2 separate regions of the Mus musculus genome follow, and region 2 is linked to region 1. A link is a loop called in an ENCODE intact Hi-C map of the cell type or tissue named here. Cell type or tissue: gastrocnemius. All regions are shown on one strand. Links, peaks and the distances in the headings refer to the core of each region. The heading gives the core; the rest is flanking DNA.

What was found. Hi-C counts contacts between places; a loop is a spot of excess contacts. Peaks named below come from ENCODE experiments on the same cell type or tissue, not always from the same donor. Only the 100,000 strongest peaks of a DNase experiment are listed, where the experiment ranks them.
Region 2: it touches region 1 in a loop (4-fold over the local background); 17 of 42 quality-filtered maps call a loop at or near these places.

What each region holds. Positions count from the first base shown.
Region 1 is chr10:24,617,724-24,627,504 of GRCm38, forward strand. No RefSeq gene overlaps it. Among named protein-coding and RNA genes, the nearest start is that of Gm15270, 27 kb to the left of the region's middle. In gastrocnemius, for the core only: CTCF peaks have their summits at 4,054 (motif pointing left), 5,022 (motif pointing left) and 7,555 (motif pointing left); DNase peaks (open chromatin) are centred at 4,048, 5,043 and 7,555; H3K4me3 peaks cover 266 bases.
Region 2 is chr10:24,312,749-24,322,529 of GRCm38, forward strand. No RefSeq gene overlaps it. Among named protein-coding and RNA genes, the nearest start is that of Moxd1, 94 kb to the left of the region's middle. In gastrocnemius, for the core only: no CTCF peak of the experiment used is centred there; DNase peaks (open chromatin) are centred at 4,544 and 4,882; H3K4me3 peaks cover 527 bases; H3K27ac peaks cover 1,283 bases.

The DNA of each region.
Region 1 (9,781 bases), core at 509-8,508:
ATTACTCAGCCTTACTATGGCTTTCCCGACATTTCAGTGACTCGAGAAACATTTACTTCCACACATTTGCCTATTAGCTGGGTTTCTGTTACTAGCGTTGTGTTCTGGGTTACTTCTCACTCCGGATACCAGTGTAAACACAACATTCTTCTAGACACCGATGTGAGAGCAAGAACACCATTGTCAATCTCGCTAATACTTGGGCGGGGCATCGTTGGGTTCCCATTGGCCGAAGCAAGTCACATGGCCAAGCAGGTATAGAGTGTAGTTTGCAGAAACAGATCTCTGCAAGTCCCATGACAATGTGTGGGTGATGCTTGATGCTCTCGTCAGGCAGGGAATGAAGACTTGGGAACAGTAATTTAATCTACCAATTAGTGAAACCACCTTCAGTATATCTTTCCACCAGCTGATGAAATATTTATACGGTTGTCTTAGTTTCGCTTCTCTTACTGTGACTAAATAATACAGACAAAAGCATCGTAAAGGGTTTCGGTTTACAGTTCCTTAGGTGATAACTCCAGGAGGGAAGGCACGGTGGCGGGAGCATAACTGGTTGACACATTACAGTAGTAGTCAGGAAGTGGAGCGAGAACAGGAAATGAAGTCCAGGATATGAAACCTCAAAGCCCGCCCCCGTGAGGTATTTCCTTCGGCAAAGCTGAACGTTTTGTAACCTCGCAGATGCTTTGTAACTTTTCGAAGCAGCACCACCAGCTAGGGATGCAGGAATTCGAACTTATTTGCCACTTAAACCACAGCAGGTACGGCGTTCCGAAGCTTCTTGCACATTTTAATTTCTGAATTAAATCCTTCATTCTGAATTCGATCCCATCGCTCTCTTCAGGCTCATTCTCCCACTGCATGAGTATCTGTATCTTTAAAACATCATCAGTCTCCTGGGGACCAGACAGATTTGCCATCTCCTGTAACCATTCCAGTAATATTTGCATATTCAAATAAAGGAAAGGGTTGATGGGACAACATTCTCACTGCCAGCCAAATTACCGTGCCCAGCAATAGCCCACTGACTCTCTCCAGAGTACTTCCCTGTCTACCAGGTAGAATCCCCTACCCACCGGAAGGAAGAGCCAATTTTAAGATGGGTGGGAATGTCTTCAGGATTGGGACCTAAGGCAGCCTTGCATATTCTTATAACGGAGGTTCCCCTCTACATCATTTAAAACATTAAAACAGACCAACTTCCCGCATCAAATTCTGCCTTTGGCTGGGTTTGGGTTTTTTTGTTTGTTTGTTTGTTTGTTTGTTTGTTTGTTTGTAAGGATATTGTCCTCGTTAGGGTTACTACTGCTGTGATGAAACACCATGACCAAAAATTAAGTTGGGGAGGGAAGAATTTATTTGGCTTACACTTCCAGATCTCAGTACATCATTGGAGGAAGTCAGGACAGGCATCCATTCAGGGCAGGAACGTGGAAGCAGGAGCTGACGACCTTTGGATGGTGCTAGACATGTAATTTCTGTTTCTTTGCAAGGTGCATGTCTGGCATACATTTGCCTCACTTAGAATAGTTCCTGGATCAAACATCCTTTGAGCTTCAATGTCTTCTGGGGAGTACACAGGTGCTAGAGCCTATGAACTCTTCAGAGGCCCACACAGGGGTCTGTATGTGGGCATGCACCCCCCCCCAAACACACACACACGCGCACATGCGCACACACACACCCCTATGTAAACCTGTGGGGGGGGGGTCAAATAATATAAGAAAATGAGAAAGTTGAAAAATGAATTCTTCCTTCAGTAACAGACTACAATGTGGAAGTATAAGCCGAATAAACCCTTTCCTCCCCAACTTGCTTCTTAGTCATGGTGTTTTGTTACAGCAATAGAAACCTGAACTAAGACAAAACCCAAGTGTTAACTGAGGGGGGAGGGGACTCGGGGGTCTGAGTTATGAGATGGGTGTGGAGGGGGACCCCTGGGAAGAGTGGGAGCCAGCTGTTGCCATCACAGCTCACTCTCTCTGATTCTCCAGAGGGCTCTGGCTCTCGGCTCAGATCTTAGCTCAAATCTCTATTCACTGAGTGGCCCCAAGGCTTCCTCCCTCACACATCTAACCAAATTTCCAGTATTAATTATTTTGAAACATATAAAAATATCAAGAAGTGCATGCTGTTTATATGCCAAAATAATAATATTGTGTTAAATAAAACCTATCACTAGCATGTGGTATATAGCATTAACATATTAAAATATATTATTAGTGATAATCTATATGAAAAACAAATAAATTTATGTAAGTTTCTATATAAATTAATATACATACATCATAAACAAATAAATTTATGTAAGTTTCTATATAAATTAATATACATACATCATAAACAAATAAATTTATGTAAGTTTCTATATAAATTAATATATCATAAATCGTTGTTATTAATTTTACCTATTTCTCTCTTTTTAAATGACACTCCTGAAAGTTTTGAATTGCACACCTCACACTTCCGTTGGGCAGTGGCGCTCTATTTCAAGTCGGTGTGTGTAATCACATCCATGTTTAGCACAAACTATTTTTTTGTGATGTGTAAAGTATTTGATAACCACTTTTCACTTCTCACCACCTCTAGAACACCTTGCTGCATCGGAAGCTATCTAGCCATGTCCTCATACGTACTGAAAAATGGGAGCCCTTATTTGCTAGACAAACCCGATTCCCTAGCAAATCATATGTTTTGGGTCATTTTCATTAGCTCTTATGCTCAGATCCTGACTTGGGCATGCACGAAGGCTCTCGCGTAGAGACCAGATGAAGAGGCGCCTAGGAGCTCTCTGTTCTGAACGGAATGTGCTCCTTCTAGATGAGGTATTAGTGGATGGTTGAATGTCAATGCTATCTGTGAGTTAGTCTGTTACATGGGCTTAGGGTCAACCAATAAATACTATTTTTTGGAGGTGACTGTATAATTGACAAGTCTTAAACTGGCCATAGATTGCTTCCAAGCAACGGAGGCCAAACACACTGATGGGACTCACTGCACTTAGAGAGCAGGGATTAATAAATTCCCAAAATAGACTTTCTTATAGGAAACTTCCCCATAAATGTTAGCTTTTGAAGTTCAGCTCCAACATAGCAAATCTGGACTCCTCATAGCTCAGGGATAATATTAAATGTGCGCCTGCATGGACTGGCAGGAGGGTTAACTCATTTCACACATTTCCAGAACTGTAGAGTAGAGTCAAGGGCACCAATATGCTTTGCATGGTAAAAGCTGTGTAAAGACAAACATCACCATCAGCGCCACTGCTCAGAGAGGAGGAGGAAAAGAATCAGAAATAAAACAACACTCCGTCATCTGAAGATGTTTCTGGAACATCTGTGTTATCATTTTAAACTTGCCTCGGCAGAGCTGTCTTCAGAGAAGTTGTATGAAGAACTCAGCAATGAGAGCATACCTACTTGGAAAGTCTCACACGCACTCTAGACATAATTCTCAGGACTCAAACTAATTGAATAATTGACATACTGTTTTGTCCTCCATGTAAAAAGAAATCTAATTTGATTCTACTTACTATTTTCATTTCTTAAAGAATTAACTAGCTCTCTCAAATCTCAGAAAATTCTGTAGACCTGGAAAAAAAAATGTAACATCCATGGGTACTGTATCCAGAGATACATCTAACTGTGTGCCACGACCTGGGGTCCAAAGTCACGGTGGTACTGCCACCAGTCAATTATCTTTTATCAACTTGTAGAATTCTTCGGGATAAGTCGTTTTCCTGCTGGGCTCCATTGCTGCCTGTGTATGGAACCATTGCAAAATGGTGAGGCATTGTATCCATTACTGTTTTTAATTAGATATTATTGATGGAGGAAGGTTCATATTCACCAAAATATTTGAACTCTAAACTCTTGGTTGGCTGGAGCCAAAAGGTGATGTAGACACGGAATACAATGGCCAGAAATCTGATTGAACTAAGAAGTGTAACCTTGCTGTCCAAATGAGGCTACCTCCAAGGAGGAAAGAGAAATACCAAATTCTGTACCCCGAAGCCAGGAGGACCCGTGTTCGACAGTGCCACCAAGTGGCAGAAACTGGCATAGCAGCCCTGAAGGACTTTCAGGTTCTTTCCGCTGGCTCTTGGGAAAAAGGGGTTGACCCCCTCTGTAAGGAACAATTTGACCACGTTCTCGAATGATTTGCAGGCGAGGGCAAGGCCACCCAAAGGAGGTGCCGAAATAGCTTAGCATATACAAACTGACTAAAGTAACTAAATCAAGGCAAGTGACCATACTTGAACAGTAAAAACTTGTGATATGGGCCATGCCTAAAATAGATTATTTGCTTCTGCCACAAGAATAAATATTCTTTAAAAATCTATTGCTGAGCCTTCAGTAATAATGGGAATTTCTGCAGCACCTTGAAATCATGAAAAAATGAACACCTTCAGCTGTGTGGACCACAGGCATCCCTGGAAGGGAGACTTCTGCTGTCAGCAACCAGGGTCCTGGGTCGTAGCACTCTTGTGAGCAGAGCATAGGAAATTGTAAGTGTAAGAGGTAAAGTTGAAACTCCGTCCTCCGTACCACGGCCAGTCTTCCCGTAAACCAGGACTCCAACGTTACCACATCTTCATGGAAAGAATGAGCTACAATATCTACTCCACGAGTCCAAGAAGAAAAATTATTTAGTCTGGATGGGGGAGGGGGGCTGTAATCATGGTTCTTCCCACAAAAGCAGTTTGAGGTTTGACATAGTCCTACCTATGTAGTCTGAGAAATACAAGCCGAAGGATTAATATAAAACGATTTTAGGACTTAAAAACTCTATAATCTCCAGGCCACTTGGCTTAAAGCAATGTGGAAAGATTTTTGGAAAAGTGTATTTGCAAGCCAGGCTGCAGAGAATTTCTGTGGACAAGGCCCAAGATACGTTCACAACTTGAGACTACAAAACATTGAAGAAATGGCTTAGCAGTTAAAAGCATTATGCTGTTTATTCCGAGGAACCCAGTGAGATTTTCCCTGTATCCACATGGTGGCGCACAACCATCTGGCCCTCCAGTTCCGTGGATTCCACCGCCCTCTTCTGGGCTCTTTGGGTACTACATGAACATGCATCTAAGCGGGACATTCATACTTGTAAAATAAAAATAATAGATCTTTTCCAAAACACATATTAAGTAATTCTCGATCACACCATCTAAGAAGGACAGACAGCAATACTGTACCTGGCAAGATTAACAAAAGGAAAAACAGGACATCAATTAGAGATGAGAGTAGGTGAGGAATATTGTCAGTCTTCTACAGAAATGCCAAGCAATTTGTTATGGCTCCCCTGAGCGTTCTGTTGGGAGTTTTCTGAAGCATATGGAGACTCAGGGGCTCATAATGGTTCAGTGGTGAAGCTTGCCAAGGCTCTACAGTGTCCCTTTCCTGCTAGAAAAGAATATGCCCATTTGCCTTAAATCTGTCTGACTTCCCCGGCAAATGAAAATTATCCACATAGCCCAAAATAACAACAGGAAGACACAGTATGTATATAACCACAGCAACAACAGCAAGACATGGTGTGTATATTTGTGTCTCTATCTACCCTACTCTGCTGTGAATCTTCCACTGTTCCTGGTCTGAAAGAGGGGTTCAGTGGATTCTTAACAAGCGACTGCTTGGTCATCTTTCCCAAAACAAAAGTTGTTTTGGGATCGTTAGCAGAACGAACAGTTCCAGTTAGGAACGGGAGCTGGAGAGACGCATCAATGACCGCACCCCAGCCTTGCAGGGCCAAGCCAGTAGGACAAGGAGGGCGGCTGATGAGAGAGTTAACAGCCAAGCATCTCAGAAACCGCCTCAAGACCCACTGTTTTTACTCACAGGATATTGTCCCCTCCAGATTCATTGCCTGCCCCACCTTGATATTTCTCACTTCCAACTAAGTTTCAAGCCTCCTTTCTTCCAGTTTCAAACCAAAATAACCCCCTCTCCGCAACCCCCCCACCCAAGAGATATCTTTCCAAACATGGGTTTATGAGGAAGCTTACAGACCTGGGCTGCAGTCTGTCAAGGGCACCTTTGATGGGGACCAGAGATCAAACAGCCCACTATTCTCTTGGGAGTGCTGGCAAAGAGACAACCACTTCAAATAGACGGAACTGGGTCTCCACAGACTTGCCTGCCCTGCTTCAGCATGTCCCACATCTGAATCTTTATCCATCAATCATGGTCCTGTCTGGTCGAACAAGGAAGGAACTTTCGAAAGACTCAGACTATCCCTCGTGAAGGGCAGCATTCCTCTCTGCGGTCTTTCCCACCACCGTGCATTACTTTAGTTTCCCCCTTTTATTGGAACTCAAGATGCAGACGGACAAAGTTAAAGGCTCATACTGTGTGGCAAGATCAGATTGCTCAGACGGCAGTGCTCAAAGGCTACAGAGACAGTAGTTCCATAGAGAAAATGGCACTGCAGCCAGATTTTGAAGAAAATGGACGACTGCAGAGGGGTGGGGACAGAGGAGACATGCACCAACAAGATGATTGAAAATGAAAATTAAGAGCAATAAGTTGGCTGGAATCAAATGGTAGAATATATCACAACTGTGAAATTATCCTGCAGCAGTGAACCAAAGCCACAGACATTTAGTGAGCATTTCATAGGTGCCAAGACCTACCATGGCCACTAAGGTCGCTGCACTGTTGCCAGCCATGGGGCTCAAGGCCCTCCAAGAACACATAGCTCTGTGTATAGTCACTCAGCCTATAAGAAAGACACACATGAACTGAGAGTATTTGACCTTGTGACATAAGAAAAAGATTGGGAGAGCCAGAGGGAAGGGAAGAAGAAGTGATTGTGAGATTATATTCAGTGTCACTAAAGGTTTGGACTGGACTTTGTGGAACGAGTTAATGGGAGGCTTGTACATTTGTAGAAAGCTTCCCCCAGGGAAGGGACATTGCTAAGGGAGCGTGGCTCAGCAGAGCATTTCATAGACTGTTAAAGAAGGGGGAAATATCGTCTGCAGCAGTAAAATGTTATCTAGTGGCAGGGTTTCCACAGTAGCCAGTTTCCGACTGGCTACCTGAAGGCGATCAAAGCTTGCAGCACCCACCGGATGCTTTTTATCAGTTGTCCCCGTTTACCTGGATAGACTGACTAATGCAACACGCTTTGGGTTGAATGCGTTAATCTGAGGTGAAATTAAGGAGTGTGAGGAATCTAAACACCTAAGCAGAGGTAAATAGCAACAACTGTAGACTCGTTCTTCCAATAAGATGATAATCCAAAACAGAGATTGTATTCAACGTGCCCAAATGTGACTGTGCTGAGAGAGGTGGCATTAGGAAGTGACTCCAGACAGCAAGCTCAGATTCATCTCTAGTATAAATCTGTTTATGCTCAAGTAATAAACGAGCAGGTAGCTTGATATCCAAATCCAAATCTCTAATCAGATGCGCAGAATATTCAGCATGATCCTGGAGCTAGCTTCAGGAAACCCGACTCTTAAACCGCCCCCCCCCCTCCCTTTTCCCGGAAGTTCTTCACTTCTGTGCCTGTTGCTGCAGTTCTCACAGTCACATACCGCCACCTGCTGGGCGAAAGTCGTAGCGCAGAAGGACAAAGTATCTGCAAGAACAACAGAATCCTAAGCATCTATGGCTTCCAGGCCTTTGTCCTCTTCTGTGTCACTACGAACACAAAGTCTGACGTATTAGCAAATATTCCTGGTGGTTGCCGAATCCACTGACGGTCCTACTAAACACTTTCACGTGCGTGTTGAGTCCATCGACAAGCCCAGACGTCATTGACGCTCGAGATACAAAGAAAGCCGGCCTCCCTGTGTGAGTCGTCCTCGCTGAGAGTCCCTCAGTAGATGCTCAGAAATGAGGCTCTAGGTCTTTGGATAAGCAATTCTTGTTTCCCAAGCAACTTATGTGGCGCCTGTGTGTCTGGTTCACGAACATACAAGCTTCAAATGGCCCTAAGATTGCCTAAGCCAACCATATTGAAGGCTGGTACTTCACAAATACTACAAATATTACAAAGGTCCCATAATATCCACTGTATTTTAGCAATCACGCGAGAGAGGAATTTTTGGCAAAATGATTACAGGTTTTTCACTTCTGCATCAAATATAACTGTAAGGGCCACCTAGAATTTACTACCATTTATCTTCCTCAGGATGAGAACTTTAGAGTATGGAGGGAAAAACAAAATCAAACCCCAAAGAACACACAGCAATCATCGCAAAAGCAATTATTAATATTATCACTGATTTTCATATAATTACAATGTAAAATGTAATTACAAACAATGTAGTTTTATTAAAATGTTTCCCAGAGTACAAATTTTTCTTAGTATTATTTTTCTAGGTGATATGAAATGCATTTGGGGAGTGTGTGTGTGCTTGTGTGTGTTTGTATGTGTGTGTATGTGTGTGTGTTTGAATGTGTGTATTTATGTGTGTATGTGTGTGTTTGTGTGTGTATGTGTTTGTGTGGGGGGGGTGTGTTTGTGTGTGTGTTTGTATGTGTATGTGTTTGTGTGTGTGTGTTTGTGTGTGTGTGTTTGTGTGTGTGTTTGTATGTGTGTGTTTGTGTGTATGTGTTTGTGTGTGGGGGGTGTTTGTGTGTGTGTTTGTATGTGTGTGTATGTGTGTGTTTGTGTGTGTTTGTATGTGTGTGTTTGTGTGTGTGTATGTGTGTATTTGTGTGTGTATGTGTGTGTTTGTGTGTGTGTTTGTATGTGTGTGTTTGTGTGTGTGTTTGTATGTGTGTGTTTGTGTGTGTGTTTGTATGTGTGTATTTGTGTGCGTTTGTGTGTGTTTGTGTGTGTGTTTGTATGTATGTATTTGTGTGTGTGTTTGTATGTGTGTGTTTGTGTGTGTGTTTGTATGTGTGTATTTGTGTGTGTATGTGTGTGTTTGTGTGTGTGTGTGTGGGGGGGGGTGATCCTAGGCCCGTGTATCAAGGAGAAGGCTCTACCATAGAACTGTATTGTCAGTCCAGCCACTGAGATCTGTGTGCTCCAGTGCTCCTCAGTGTTAGGAGTGGAAGACTCAGTCGTGTTTCTTGTATGCTCTGATGAGGTGTACATTAAAATGTTAACCTTGCTCTTACTATCCACGAATACTGCCATCCTTCCCACCTACGAAGTCCGCGGTGTCCGATAAGATGTCATGTGTCCTTTCTGGGAGGCACACAATCACTGCTGCATAGCATCATGTGTTACGATCAGTGCAGTCAAGCCAAGAAATGAGGCCACAGAGAGCCGAAAATGAGAAGGGACATTCTCTCTCTTGCAAATGGCATGGGCGTCTATGAGAGAACATCAGGGGAACTTAAAAATCATCCTAAGACGAGCCAATATGAGTTTACCAAGGTTGTGGGATATAAGACAGTTTTATAAAAAAAAAATAATTTTAAGCTGGGCGTGGTGGCGCATGCCTTTAATCCCAGCACTTGGGAGGCACAGGCAGGCGGATTTCTGAGTTCGAGGCCAGCCTGGTCTACAAAGTGAGTTCCAGGACAGCCAGGGCTTATACAGAGAAACCCTGTCTCGAAAAACCAATAAATAAATAAATACATTTTAACTCTATATGTCAGTAATGAACACTTTGAAACCAATATTTAAAACATAACGCTTCTCTGCTCACTGTGGCTCTGTTCCGACCTTGCAGCGGCGGTATTGGCCTGGCTTCTGGAATGGACAGAGTCCACCAGGAAAGACTGGGGTCGCGAGGAGCTGGGGAGGGAGGGGCCCTGTCTGCGGAAGGTAGGGTTAGATCATTAGCTCAGTGACCTCCTAGGGTTTCCATGTGCTG
Region 2 (9,781 bases), core at 775-8,774, 300 kb before region 1:
GTTTCACGACAAATTAGAATGTAGTATGACCAGCTGCCTTAAGCTCCTGTCTGTCTGTCTACTAGCTATCTATCTACCTATCATCTCTATATATCTATATATTTATCTCTCAGCTATCTCTCTAATATCTACGTACCATCTATAATCTATCATCTATCTGACTATCTGTACCTATCTATTATCTGTCTATATATCTATATTTCTATCTATCTCATCAAACTAGCAAAGTAGCCAAGACTGGCCTTGATCCTCTGTGTCCAAGCCCTCAGTGACATGATTATAGGCATATACCCCCATGCATGGTTTAACTGAAATTTTAAACTTCCCGTTATTCTGTCATAAGACAAAAGATAAACGTCATTTTATACACTTCTTGAAAGAAATTTTGTGCAAACCTGTAGTGACTAGTTTTGTGACACTTGACACAAGCTAAAGTCATCTGAGAGGAGGACACTTCGATTTAAAAAATGCCTCGGTAAATTTGGGCTGCAGGCAAGCTTGTAAGTCATTTTCTTAGTTAGCAATTTATGGGGGATGACTCAACCCACTGTGAGTGTTGTCGCCCCTGGGAAAGCAGTCCTGGGTTCTATACGAAAGCAGGCCGAGAAAGCCAGTAAGCAGCATCCCTCCATGACCTCTGATTTGGCTCCTGCCTCCATGTTCCTGCCCTTTGGTGATGAGCAGCACTGTGGAAGTGTAACCGCTATCCTCCTCAACTTACTCTTTGGTTATTTGGTACTGGCTGACTCTCTGTGTGTTGACACAAGCTAGAACCATCCATCACAGAGAAAGGAGCCTCAGCTGAGGAAGTACCTCCATAAAATCCAGTTATAGGGTATTTTCTCGATTAGCTATCACAAAAGTCATTGCAATAATAAGCATTGTGTTATTAGCCCGGTGCCAAATGGCGTGTACAGCATAATTAATTCTTCCTTGAGAAGTAGTTCGGTCTTTCACAGGTTAAAAGCAAAGGATCAGGTTGAAGATGTAAGACTACCGCGCAAAAACCGGGCGTGGTGGCGCACGCCTTTAATCCCAGCACTCGGGAGGCAGAGGCAGGCGGATTTCTGAGTTCAAGGCTGGCCTGGTCTACAAAGTGAGTTCCAGAACAGCCAAGGCTACACAGAGAAACCCTGTCTCGAAAAACCAAAAAAACTACCTCCCAAGCAATGATAAGCTGCCACGCCCCCTTCTTTAGGCCGTGCCCACCCCACACACTGCTCTGTAATGCTCTGGTCCAGTGTCCTGCTCTTGAGGAGGTAGAGTCTTGCTCTGAAGGATCCAGGGAGTCAGTAAAAACTGAGACGAGGATCTGGAATGTGGCTCTGTAGATGACAGGCTGCACTTCGTTTTCTGGTCGGCCTGTCTGTCAAGAATGGGAATAGGAAGTGATTCAGAATAGCTGCACTTTACCGCCATAGCATGAGCTGTTCCGGTACCAAGGCATTTCTAGTGTGTTAATAGTTTAATATGATTAAATAATAAGAAAAACGATTATTTTTCTTATTTAGAAACTGTAGGGGGAAAAGACCCAATAGCTGGTTATATGACTATAGTTTGGATCAGGAAAGTTCCTAAAAGACCATTGTTCAAGACTTGATTCTCAATGTGGCACCGTTGGAAGGCAGTGATGGCCTGGCCTAGATGATGCGGGGTCCCTGTGAGAGCTATTGCCATAGAGGAGGAAAGGAGGAATTCCTTTGGAGTAAGTAGACCCGACCTCTTTTTTTTGTCTTTTCTGGCTATAGGGTATGCAATTTCGGACTATTCACACTCCCACAGTATACTGCCTTGCCCTAAACCCAAAAAGCAATGGTGTAACCTGTTGCGGGGAATATTAAAAAATGATGGAACCGCACGTTCCCCCACTTTTGCCTCTAGCCCAGCATTCTGGCCAACCATGCACTGGTGTGCAACCTATTTTTATCTTGTGGAGATTCTGACTCTGAACTCCACAATCTCTCCACACAGTTCGCTAGGTTCCCACTGGCGAGTCGCTACCATGCCAACCCTGTGCTTCAAATCCCCCACGGCCTTTGTGGAGCACCTTAGGCAAACCCACGCTTGGCCACTGTACCTTTCTCTCTTGAACCCCGAGGAGCCGCCACGTGAAGGAAAACACAACACAACCAGTCATGCACCAGGATCTCTAAAATCATGAGCTGAGTTAACCTCTTTTTCTTATTAATATTATCAAGATTATTACTATAACTATAAGATTATTATTACAATTATCTATTCCTTATTAAGGTTATTCCTCTCTAATATTATTATCTTGATTTTGGATGGGATACTGATTAATACAAGAGATTGATGCCTATAAGTGAGGTCATTGACTATAGCTATATCCCTGGTAGTGAGGAGATGGCTTTCAAATAAAGCCATGAAAGTGAATTAGAAAAATTGCACAGAGCAGGTTAGAAAAAGTTCAGAATGCTGTTTCTGGTTGGGCCATTCTTGTGGAGTCTCAGAATGCCAGGTTGCTGGTAGAATTGTGGGCAGTAAAGGTGATGCCGATTAAGCTTCAGATGGGAATGAAGGCTTAAAGAGTATGTGGCTGAAAGCCAGGTGGTGGTGGCGCACACCTTTAATCCCAGCACTTGGGAGGCAGAGACAGGCGAATTTCTGAGTTCGAAGCCAACCTGGTCCACAAAGTGAGTTCCAGGACAGCAAGGGCTACACAGAGTAACCCTGTCTTGAAAAACTAAGAAAAGAAAAGGAAAAAAAAAAAAAAAAAAGCATGTGGCTGAGACTACGGCTGTGTTCTGTCTGAGCCTTTTGCTGGAAGCTTTGAAGGGCAATGCTTCGGTCATGTGTATGGCAGAGCAAAGTTCTAGGCAGTACAGCTCTCTGGCTGAAGCATGGAAATTGCCACCAGCCTTTAACCAGTGTTGCCATGAGAACAGGAAGTAAACAGTAGAGGGATGCCATGGGCATGACACCCACGTGGAGGTGCACATCGGCAACATACAGTGCCAGCTTTGGTAAAGGCTCCCAAGGATTTGGCAAAGGACACAAATGATAAGACAGAACGAGTGTTAAGATTCCCGAAATTTTATTCCCATATGATATAATGGGAAGGTATTGCCAATAAACGGGTTTTTAGGAAAATATAAATTCTATTCATTTGCATAAGCACATCCTGTACTTAATTATAAATGAGTAGTTTGTCTACTGATGTAGTCAAAATGGAAAATATCTTTTCATCACTAGACCTTCATATAAAGTCAGCTCTCACCACTGAATGCAATGTGAACATCAATAGCTGATAACCAAGTGTCTGGAATGATCAGAACTCTGATTGGATGGTGACATCACTTCCTTCCTAACTAGGCTCTTCCACCAGGAGTGAAATGTCACATTTAGGAAAAAATGCTTATTATATCTACTGTTCTCAGAAACTATGCTTTTGGAAGCCAAACACCAGGGTTTTTTGTTTGTTTGTTTGCTTGCTTGCTTTTTTTTTTTTTAACCTTAAAAGTTGTAAACTAATTTTGGCCCCAGATTCAACATTTCTTCCAGCTCCTCTGTGCTTCAAGGAGCACCATGGAAGGACAACAGGAAACAACGTGGGGAGGAGAGCAGTCGGGTGCTGTGCTCTGGATATAGCATGGACATAATGATCATGAGCTCGTGAGGAGCCACTATCTGTATGGGTCCGAACAAAGAAATGGGGAAGGGCTTAAAGCAAAACGGGAAGAGAAAGAACCAGACGAACATGAGAAGGGGAGGACAGAAGGTCATAGGAGTGAGTGTAATCCCAGTGCACTGTATACAAGGGTGGGAATGCAGAGAAATTAACATTCTTAATCACACACATACCACATATACATACCACATGTAACACATACAACATGAACACATAACACACAATACACATACATAACATGCACATACAACACACAACTACATGTACACATACCACACACACAACACACATACACACACCACACAACATACATACACACACACCTCTCCCACATAACACAATACACAACACACACATACACACACATATAACACATACATACAACATACATACAACACCACACACACACACACACACACACACACACACACACACACTGTGCCACAAAGAAAGTAATAGTCACCCATGCCCTTAGAAATCCAGGTCTGTGTAGGAAAGCATGTGAGTGTGCACATGTGTAGGTGTACATATGTGTGAGTGGGCACATATGTGTTTTCACTTGAATAAGAGCTACTTCCATTAATATTCAAAAGGAAAACCTTGACATTTCACTCATAGGAGCTTTCAGAAATACCAAAGTGGTATAATATCCTACAATCATAATTCCTATTTAGCTTTAAAAGTCCACCCAAGTTCTGTATTGGTGGCCCCCACCCTACTCCACATGGTCTCTAATGAAAGACTAAGCGTAGGCAGTTGGACCCTAATCTTGGAAAGGTTTTTTAAAAAGGCTGAGTAAGGACAGAAAGACTGGAGGCCGCTGGTCAGCTGTGTTTACCCATAGTGAGCCAATAAGCCTGGTGTAGGACCAGTTCCGACTGTGGCGCAGTGCCAGCTGCCGTGGGACAAAGGACGAACTCACTGACACGGGAAGAAGATAGCCCAGTATTTGCTCTCGAGATCTGGCTGCTACAACAATTTACGCAAATCACACAGGGCTGAGTAAAGGCGGCCAGCATCCATCCGGAGCTGTAGCATGGGAGGGAGACTGTCTCAGAAGAGGGAGGGAGAGTTTTCACATCCTGTTCAACTTGGGGCTGGCATTATTTTCTGCAGCAGGTCTATGGAAAATACTGGAAGGTCTGGGCAGGCAGTTTGAAAACACACACACAGACACACACAAAATTGTGCTGCTTGTAACTGGAGGTGCGCCTCCTTGCCAGCGTCTGTGGATGTGAGGCGGTCCAGGCTTACTCCCTCCGCTCCAGTGCCCATTTGGAATGACTGATTCTTAAAGGTCACCCAGACTGCCTGCCAGCACATTCTTATAGGAGGAGTCCAGCTTTCTGTTTTGACGTGAGTCGGATGCGTATGTGGCACCTAAGGAATAAGGAGGAGACCCGGGAGAATCAGAGTCTCATCTGGCTCCAACAGTGTCAACATGGAAACACACGTCTGGGACCTTATTTGACCTAGATACTTCCAACCCTATCAAAATACTCCGAGACATTTTAATAATATTTTCTTTACCACAGTCTCAAATTTTAATATTGACTTCCTCCCATTTTCCCCCTTTCCCATTTCCCCTATGTCTAATTCCCTTCTCAAACTCTTCCTAGATTCTTACTCTCAATGTCAGGTTGGTGCAGGTGTGCTTGACTCTCAGAAAAAAATGACTAGCAAGCAATCAACTGTGCAAATGCTGTTGGAAGGGCCGTTGTATCCCGGGCAATGACCTAGAAAGCATTAAAGTATACTTTAGATACTAAAGTTATAGAATTCACCTTCAGATCAGCCTGCCTATCTGAATAGCAACCTTTACTTTGTTACTGAAACCCTTATTTATTATAGTTTTTATAATAAAACTCCCATGACTGGCTCACGTCAACCAACATGTGTTGAATGTTGATTGGGTGTTAGGTGAGCACTAAGATGTGGAGGCTATAAAACTGAATTGGAAAGTCCCTTTACTAAAAAGCACATAGGATTATAGATTAGAGAATTTATCTTATTTATTTCATTTTACGTATTCATGTGTGTGCATGCAGAGGTCAGAGGACAATTCCTAGGAGCCAGTTCTCTCTCATCACTGTGTAATTCTAGGGCTGAAATTCAGGCTGTCAGACTTTAATAGCAAGTGTCTTTACCCAGAAGCCATCTCCAGTTCAATGAGGCAGAGATCTGAATCAATGTTGTAATTCAGGCGGTAAATTCTAGACCGTTTGTGGGATGCACTACAGAAACAGATTGTGAGAAAGTTTCCATTCCGCTGATAGATTCTCAGGGAGACAGATGGTCAGATGAAATCACCAAGATTTGTGCTAATGTTTGAAAATAGTTAAGCAAGACTTCACAAGTGCAATGTTCATTTCAGATTTTACCAAAGTTTAGGTAAAATATTGTAAGGTATCACAATGAGTGGCTGCACACCTATTTAATATTTCCCATTCTTTATTTTAAGGTCTTTGGGTCACCCTAATAATTTTGGCTACACTATGCAACCCCCTCTCCTTTCTTTACCCTTCTCTTACCTTACCCCGTGCCTCCACTTTCTGACCCATGCCCTTATGCTGTCTTAAACTCCACACACTTATCCTATGAGTAGGGTCTATTCATGTCCATAGACCCTATGAATTTGCACCACCCAACAAAGAGCTGTCTCTGAGTATCTTGCATGGATCAGACCTTTGAAAATGTAGTAAGTTTCCTTATCCATCAGAAGACACATTGTTCTACTACTGATTATACAAATAGCTATGGGAGTGACCAGAATCAACCTTGGTTTTAATGATGTTTAACCATTAAAAGTTCCCGTGAATCACTCATGACTCCTGGCCTCCTTATATTCTAGGTGTTCACTTGTTACTATTTCAACGTGTCCCCATAACGTAGCATAAATACGACTACTACACATCCTTCCATTACATCCTGTATCCACCACTCCTACTAGAGACACTATACAATTAGGATTTCACTGCTGATCTCCCAATGCTTCAAATCAGAGTGACCCTCAAGGGATTAACCGAATCTTTGTGGCTAATGTCATCTAGGATATCAATACTAGTTTAGGTCGTGGAGTTCTAGCTATGAATTCCTCAAGGGAGTTTGCTCTTTAGAATAGACTGAACTAAAGAAAGTCAGCTGTGCATGAATTCCGAGAAGCAAGTTAAGTACATTTTTAGGGAGTCTGCTTTTTTTGACCTTTTGCTTAAATTGTCTCTTTGAACATAGAGGATGTTCTGGCTTTTGAGAAAAGGTATGTTCTTGGAACAACTGTGTAAAACTAAAAATGCTGGTAATTGAACCTAAGAATGCCCAAAGCAGGGAAGCCAAAACTGTAGATTCTGGTTACTATATTTAACTAAAACCACCTTTATAGGGAAGAGAACAAAACCCTAATCCAATTGGTATAATTTAAAAAGCGGCTGTCTTTTATGGTGCAGAAGTTATTTCCCTTAAAAAATGACCCATTTCATTTCATTAATTTTTCTTAGTTCTCAGAAACTCAATTCAATTGGCTTCAGGTATTGGATGTTATTGTTGAATATCTAAATTTAGTTTTATAATCATGAAGTAAAAGTTATAATGTACTTCTGCAGACTGGGGTTTAATCAACCTCGTGTTATTCTTTTCTTTTCATCTTTTTTTAAGTCTAGTTTTCTTCTCAGTGTCTAGCTGCCATTCTCCTCATGAACGGAAGCTTCAGGTGAGTAAGTCATTTGGCACCTGAGAGTAATGGATGATCCGTCTAAACCCAGTGCTGTGCTGCTCTGGAACTCAACATTTGGATATTAAGAAGATAATAACATATTTTCTATCTATTTTGGGCAACACTTGTTCAATCGTTGCTTTAAGGTTAGGTTCCTGAAGGTATTTTTTAAAGCTCTTCAATCTAAACTCAGTCTTTCATTGCAACAATAAGTGACATTTGCTAAGTATCTAACTTCAAATACCCAACCAACCCATCATTTGGCATGCATGTTAGCAGAGTAGCGGCAGAATGGATGGCCCCAGTTTGCTTTCTGAAGAGCCTCTGAGCCTACAAAAACAAGTGCTTTCTCTGTGTGGTAGCAAATAGGCTTTATTGGTTCTTGGAAATAGAGCGTGATATTTGACCTAGAATTTCAAAATATTTTGCACATCCTTTTGATGAGGGGCTTGTCAATTGTGTGACAGAAAGAGCACTTTTTTTTTAAGTAACTCGTCAGTCTGTATCTATGCTCTAATCCTCTCTCACCAACATCTGCCCAGTAATTGGATGGTGCCTTACTTTTGAAAAGCATATAATATTTACATTTTGGATAGCTTTGAAGTTGATGCTAAAGGCAGTATCAATTAACATGTGTTGGTGGTAGACTCCGCAGCAAGACTTTGTGGTTCTGTGGATTAATAGGAGCCTGAGATTCTGGTAAAGTTAAGAGAATACTGTCAACATAGCCAAAGTGCTAACTCGAGGGGTTGGAGAAACTTAAAGTGTGTCATCATAGCCAGAACGAGTGCTTTAGAAAAAGTCTGAGTGATGTGCTACGTATATTATTTAAAAAGTAATTATTTCTTTGAGCAATTTTAGTGTTGGTGATAAAGCATACTTTTTGAAAACTATTTTATGGATACTCTTTGCTCCTGGGACACACCTATTATAATATTCTTTCTCCTGTGATCTGAAGTTAGGGGCAATAACTAATCTAAGTAGAGAGAATTCTTATCTGACTCTTACTTTATTCCTGTGAAAGAGGCAGGTGACACACTCACTTACCACATATTTACTAAATATCAACATAATCAATTAGTTTATTGAATATATCTTAATTGAGAGCACAGACAGTATCAGAAAAAAAATTCTCAAAGTTAGAGATATCGAGGTTCTGCTTTAAGAAGAGCTGTGTGATCCCATAAACAAACCCAGACACTATTGCATATGCCAGCAAGATTTTCCTGACAAGACCCTGATATAGCTGTCTCTTGTGAGGCTATGCCAGTGCCTGGCAAATACAGAAATGGGTGCTTACAGTTATCTATTGGATGGAACAGAGGGCCCCCAGCGAAGGAGCTAGAGAAAGTACCCTAGGAGCTAAAGGGGTCTGCAACCCTATAGGAGGAACAACAATATGAACTAACCAGTACCCCCCAGAGCTTGTGTCTCTAGTTGCATATGTAGCAGAGGATGGCCTAGTTGGCCATCAATGGGAGGAGAGGCCCTTGGTCTTGCAAAGATTTTATGCCCCAGTACAGGGGAATGCCAGGGCCAGGAAGCGGGAGTGGGTGGGTTGGGGAGCAGGGCAGGGAGAGGGTATAGGGGATTTTCAGAGAGGGAGCTAGGAAAGGGCATTTGAAATGTAAATGAAGAAAATATCTAAGAAAAAAAGAAAAAAAAGAAGAGCTATATATGTAATGTCTGGTAACAGAAGACATGTAATAGAATTAAAAGAAATCGCTCTATTGGCCCCTATAGTTTAAAAGTGTTAATATGGTTGAAATGGGAATAGCTTTTCCTCCAGATCTGTATATTTAAGGTTTTCATAAAATTTTAGCATTGGGAGGAATTTAACCTGGGTCGAAGACGCTGTCACTAACTCCCATGTCTTCCACTGTTTTCATGCATTCTTATCTGACAGTAATGCAGAGGAAAGAAAGGGAGACAGTGCCAGGGCTGACAGCTCACTGGATGTGAGGGGTGGGGAAGACTACAGTACGCAGAATTTGGAGGTGATCCCCAAACTCTTCACCCTTAGTGTTACATTCCTGACATTATGGTTCAGTATGTTGTTGTATTACTTTATATTATGTCATGTTTTGTGTCATGCAGCAAGGGAGGTTATCTAGGTGGCCTAATTTACCACACAGCCCTAGGAAAGCAGTTGTTTGTAGCTGGGAGCAGGGAAAGAAGTATATTTGTAGCATGAGGAACATTCAACATAATCACGTGACCATCTTGACGTCACAGCTGGAGGTGGAGTGGCTACGCTGAGGAGTTCCTGGAAAGCTGGAGAAGACACACAGCTGACTTCCAGCAAGAAGACAGAGATCTTGGTCCTCTCTAAGTGCTGGAACACTGAGTTCAGAGAACCCGAATGTGACTGGAGAACGATTCTTTCCTAAAGCTCAACCTAGCTGGCATCTTGCTTCCAATCT